Linked DNA regions of Homo sapiens: region 1 is linked to region 2. Evidence: read pairs that join two places in POLR2A ChIA-PET (ENCODE). Cell type or tissue: OCI-LY7. All regions are shown on one strand. Each heading gives the region's core, and the rest is flanking DNA. Links, peaks and the distances in the headings are about the cores only.

The links. Peaks named below come from ENCODE experiments on the same cell type or tissue, not always from the same donor. Only the 100,000 strongest peaks of a DNase experiment are listed, where the experiment ranks them.
Region 1: POLR2A ChIA-PET joins it to region 2 with 11 read pairs; 5 of 35 experiments call an interaction of 5 or more read pairs at or near these places.

Annotation. Positions count from the first base shown.
Region 1 is chr14:22,901,367-22,904,053 of GRCh38, forward strand. RBM23 (RNA binding motif protein 23) reads right to left here. Exons shown (of 14, transcript NM_001077351.2): 11 at 821-1,016; 12 at 614-733; 13 at 448-517; 14 at 1-367. The coding sequence ends at 364. Among named protein-coding and RNA genes, the nearest start is that of RBM23, 16 kb to the right of the region's middle. In OCI-LY7, for the core only: no CTCF peak of the experiment used is centred there; no DNase peak of the experiment used is centred there.
Region 2 is chr14:22,788,740-22,791,765 of GRCh38, forward strand. All of the region lies in intron 2 of SLC7A7 (solute carrier family 7 member 7), which reads right to left. Among named protein-coding and RNA genes, the nearest start is that of OXA1L, 24 kb to the left of the region's middle. In OCI-LY7, for the core only: no CTCF peak of the experiment used is centred there; a DNase peak (open chromatin) is centred at 1,702; H3K4me3 peaks cover 1,612 bases; H3K27ac peaks cover 2,500 bases.

The sequences.
Region 1 (2,687 bases), core at 188-2,687, 110 kb after region 2:
AGGTCAGTTCCTTCAGTATGCCCTATGGCCTTCCCAATGGGGGAGAAATTGAGGAATCACTAAGGTGTTGGAAAGGGCAAGAAGGTAATCTCAGAGACGATACACATGGAGAAACAGGTATTCAATGCAGGTGTGGATTCTGTTCTCTTCAACTGGTGGCTTTGCTCAGCAGAGTCCATTTCCAGTGGGACCATGGGCAGGAGCTTTTCTTGGTATCTTAAGGGTGGCCCCAATTTCCTCAGAGACAATGTCCATGCCCTCAGGATGGCTTGGTCCACAAAATGGAGAAATGGGGCCATGGAAGAGTAGATGTGAAGTGGCAGGATCCAGAGGCACAAGGAGGCAGTATACTGTGCCACTGATTTACCTGTGGAAAGAAGAGGTAAATGGGAAGCCAAAGGAAAGAGAATAATCAAAGGCTAGAATGAGCTAGACCCTGAGACTCACATGGTCTGGGGGGTAAAGAGGCTGGAGAGCTGGAAACACTGGGAGGCAAGGTTCAGGGCTGGACTCAGAGCTAGAACAAAGACAGGCAGAGTGAGTGAGCAAGCACCGCGCACTCCTTCTTTCCAGACCCCCAAACCTTCCCTTCCTTTCCCATGTCCAAGACTACCAGTCAGAGCTGCTGGATTCAGGGCCCCCAAGGGAACTGCTCCATTCAGTTGCAAGGCAGCAGCCTGGGCGGCGGCGGCAGCAGCAGCAGCAGCAGTGCTTGGCAGTTGGATTCCAGCGCCTAAAAGGAAAAGAAAAGGTGGGATTAAGCCCCAACCCTTCATCTAAAATTCAACCCCATAATCTTCACCTTGCGGAGATATTTTACCTTCTGCCAGTTTTGCCATGAGCTGAAAACGTCCACCTGCTGATCCCAGATCCAGCTCCTGGTCCCCATCAGGAAAAGTGATGTCTGTGCCACCATCCAGTCGCTCAGTCACATGGCCAACCCTCATAGGTCGACCAGCAAGCTCAAACCCATTCAACTGTTCCAGGGCCCGCCGGGCACACTCAGAATCAGAGAACTATGAGAAACCCAGGCCATGTTAGTCACCTACTCACCAAAGACATGCTCTCAAAGACCCAGTAACACTCCCTAGTCCTACTATCCCAGGAAAATTGTATGCTCACTGAGGTACAAACTTTTCTTTCCCAGAAAATATGACCTAGGCCCATCACCTCAAAATGGTTCTCTGAAAAGGACCTTTTCCAATGGACTCAATGGCAGTCACTTTTCAATCTTTCAGCTCCATTAAGAATCTAACAATGCAAAATTTTATTATTGTAGGAAACCTAGCCTGACAAGTTATTTCACAAATGGGTATATCAAATGGAAGACAAGCTAAGAACAAGGCTCCTGGGCTTTTAATTCAGTTCTCTATCCTAGTAAGTTTTAGTCTTTTTTTTTTTTTTTTTTTTTTTTTTTTGAGACGGAGTCCCACTCTGTCACTCTGTCACTGAGGCTAGAGTGCAGTGGCACCATGTCAGCTCACTACAACCTCCATCTCCTGGGTTCAAGCAATTCTCCTGCCTCAGCCTCCCGAGTAGCTGGAATTACAGGCACCCACCACCATGCCCAGCTAGTTTTTTTATTTTTATTTTTTAGTAGAGATGGGGTTTCACCACGTTGGTCAGGCTGGTCTCGAACTCCTGACCTCAGGCGATTCACCCACCTTGGCCTCCCAAACTGCTGGGATTACAGGTGTGAGCCACCGCGCCTGGCCAAATTTTAGTTAAGTACTAGGAATCTGGAACTCCTAATTCCAGGCTTAAGAGGGAACACACCCTAGTGCTGACAGCAAGGCAGAACCCACACCCCCACATACACACAAGAGCTGTTGACTAAGTGACCTGCTGACCAGAAGGCCTTTACTCTCTAGTCCCTTTTATCAGCAGCACCCAGCAACACACTGGTACAAAGAGGATTCCCAGTCTGCTGTTTGTTTAAGTGTCAAGGTTGTTGACCCAAAAGGCAACAATGCAAGGGCAAAAATGCCCCACAGAAGCCTTTCCATATCTCAGTCACACAGAGAGCGAGAAAAGGTTACAAAAGTTACTTGCCACCACAGAATTGTCAACACCACAGCTAGCTTGTTTAGCTAGCTAGCAGCATTACCTGCCTTAGGGCCTGGCATGTGGTACTGACAGTTCCTAGGCAGGTGTTATACATGGCTTGCCTTTACTGGATATTTTTGAGGTGAGCAATTCCAATGACAGAATACAACCTACTGCCCTCTGCCCTGTGGGTCACTGTGGGAGTGTATGCTGCCTGGTTTAAGCCCAGAAAATACAAGCTTCTATCAGACTTTGTGGCTGGCAGCCAGTTCTCAGCCTGGAGTCACATGGGGCTGGAAGAACCAGTTATAGGAATTGGCAACCATTTTGTTGGAATGTCAGGAAAAGGTGAAGCTTGCCCATAATTAGGTGGCCTCACTATTCTCCCCATAGTGCTACGTTAATAACTGATCCTTCTCGGTGCAGAAATTGCTTCAAATGGGGTAGCACCAGAGGGAAGTATAATTTCCTATTCCCATCCCTGTTATGAGAAACATCAATTCTATAAAGCATGTCTTTAAAAGCCCATACCTAACCTCCCTCACACCCCCAACCTTTTAGCTGCAGCCTGGTTACTATTACCCAAAGAGCCAAGTTGCAGCACCAGGGAAGCTGGGTGAACTCCTGAACACCCCCATACC
Region 2 (3,026 bases), core at 262-2,761:
ACAGACAAAAATACAGAAGAATCTCAAACATAATAAGCAAGCCAGATGCAAAAGTGTACATATAGATTATATCCATTTACATAAAATCAGAGAAAACTAATCAATGCTACTAGAAGTCAGAATAGTGATTTCCCTTTGTGTGGGGTGGAGAGGCAGGGACTGGGAAGAGCATAAGAAGGGCTCAAGGGTGCTAGTTACACATGTGCTCAACTAGTGACAATTCATTAAGCCATAAACTTATGAGATTGCACTGTTCCTTCTGTATATTATATTTGAATAAAAAAATTAAAATTGAACCAAAAAGTGAGGTTAGCAGAGTATGGCTTGTTCTTAGTGAATTCATACACGTTACTAATGATTTCCCACCCTTCTGCTCGTACTTCACTAACCAGATTTAACTTACAAGCCTAGAATTTGGGCAAGAATCCACCTTAAGTTATCACTTCAGAGTGCTGCTCATCCACCTCCGGTGGAAAGCTGGGCTATCACTTGTGGTAGGTAGACTAATGGCCCCCCAAAGATGTCCACCCCCTAATCCCTGGAACCTGTGAGCCATGTTATATTGCATGGCAAGGGAGAATTAAAGTTGCAGATAGAGGCCAGGCGCAGTGGCTCATGCCTGTAATCCCAGCACTTTAGGAGGCCAAGGCGGGCAGATCACCTGAGGTCAGGAATTCTAACCAACATGAGTCAGCCTAACCAACACGGTGAAACCCCGTCTCTACTAAAAATACAAAAAATAGCTGGGTGTGGTGGTGGGTGCCTATAATCCCAGCTACTCAGGAGGCTGAGGCAGGAGAATTGCTTGAACCCAGGAGGCGGAGGTTGCAGTGAGCCAAGATCACACCACTGCACTTCAGCCTGGGCAACAGAGCAAGACTCTGGCTCAAAAAAAAAAAAAAAAAAGAAAAAAGTTGCAGACAGAATGAAGATTGCTAATCAAGTGACAAAACAGGGAAATCATTCTGTATTCTCTGGGTGGGCCCAATGTAATCACAAAAGTTCTTAAAGATGAAAGAGGGAGGCAGAAAGGTCAATGTCAGAGTAGTACAATATGAGAAAGACTCTCCCAGTTACTGCTGACTTTGAAAATGGAAGGGTCCATGAGACTCTAGAAGCTGGGAAAGGCAAGAAGATGGATCCTCTCCTTAAGCCTCCAGAAAGAAACACAGTGCTACTTCATATTAGCCCAGTGAGACCCATTTCAGACTTCTGACCTCCAGAATTATGAGATGATAAATTTGTGTTGTTTTCAGCCACTCAATTGGTGGTAACTTGTTAGAGAAGCAATAGAAAACTCATATGTTGGCTGGGCACAGTGGCTCGCTCCTGTAATTCCAGCACTTTGGGAGGCCAGGGTGGGCTGATCCCTTGAGCTCAGGAGTTTGAAACCAGCCTGGGCAACATAGAGAAACCCTGATTCTACAAAAAATACAAAAATTAGCTGGGCCTGGTGGCGTGCACCTGTAGTCTCAACTACTCAGGAGGCTAAGGTGGGAGAATTGCTTGAGCCTGGGGAGGTCAAGGCTGCAGTGATCCTTGATTGCACCACTGCATTCCAGCCTGGGTGACAGAGCAAGACTGTCTCAAAAAAAAAAAAAAAAAAAAAAAAAAAACCTAACTGCAGGCAGAAAACTGGAAGTAGCACTGGGTGGTACTATTCATTACATTTGTTGAAAAATGGAGAAAGGGGAAGTGAAACCCTTGACAGCTCACTGGATCTTGGTGTACTGAAATTTCCCTCTCACTGCAATCAAAAGAATCTAAATGTGACCTTATGCAAAGAAGGCAGGCATCCCTTATGATAGCAGATCCTCAAACAAGTATGTACCTCTCTCTTTAATGTACTACATGAATCCCAGCTCTTCTAGCAAATCATCATTTTTGAACAAAGTATACTCTTTCATTATCATATTCTAATCAAATATCGCTGATGCCTATGAAATTGTTTCCTCCTTTCAGTAAAAGGTCAAATACGGGCCGGGCACAGTGGCTCATGCCTGTAATCCCAGCACTTTGGGAGGCGGAGGCAGACGAATCACGAGTTCAAGAGATTGAGACCATCCTGGCCAACATGGTGAAACCCCGTCTCTACTAAAAATACAAAAATTAGCTGGGTGTGGTGGTGTGCGCCTGTAGTCCCAGCTACTGGGGAGGCTGAGGCAGGAGAATCACTTGAGCCCAGGAGGCGGAGGTTGCAGTGAGCTAAGATCGCGCCACTGCACTCCAGCCTGGTGACAGAGCGAGACTCCGTCTCACAAAAAAAAAAAAAAAAGGTCAAATACGTTTATTAGCCTTACTTGTAATATTTGTAGATAAGAGTTCAAAAGCATCATTTCTGATCTTCCATCCCATTTTCTCCAAATGCGTTACTGAGCAACTCCTCTCTGCCTTTATTCTCTGCTATGTAGTCTCCAAAATACCCAGATTTATACTTTTATCTAGGCATTTTTCTCCTTGCCTCTAAAATTTCCATTCTAAAGCCTTATTATACACATCTCTCCCAATCCCTATAAACCTCCTCTATCCCTTACCAGGAGTTTATCTTTCTGGTATCTTAGAATCTTAGAATTTACGGTTAGGAACTCTGTTCTGTGTTCTTTTTTCTTTCACATACACAGCCTTCAGCTGACAAAGAGACGAAAATTCCACCTGCCACTCAGTTTGCTACTTTAAACTTCACGTCACCAGTGAGACATCTCAGCTATCTTCTGACTGGTGACATCATTCATCCCACAGCAATTAGCAGAAGGATAGCAGTCCCTAGGCTTAATTGGTGTGAGCAAGCTCTTGGTCACATGTTGCTCAGAAAAACTGCACATTTCTAGGTTAGGCTGGGTCTGTGTATAGTCAGATGCACACTATTCCTGGGGGAAGGCCAAACCCCACAACTGGCATACTCAGGCCTGCTAATACCCTGGTGTCTCCAAAATACTCTACCACTGCTGTTTCCTCAGAAGGTCCAGATATAAGCTCTCTGGAAACGCCTCATATCTGTTACCTAAACCCAGAGATTTCAAGTCTCT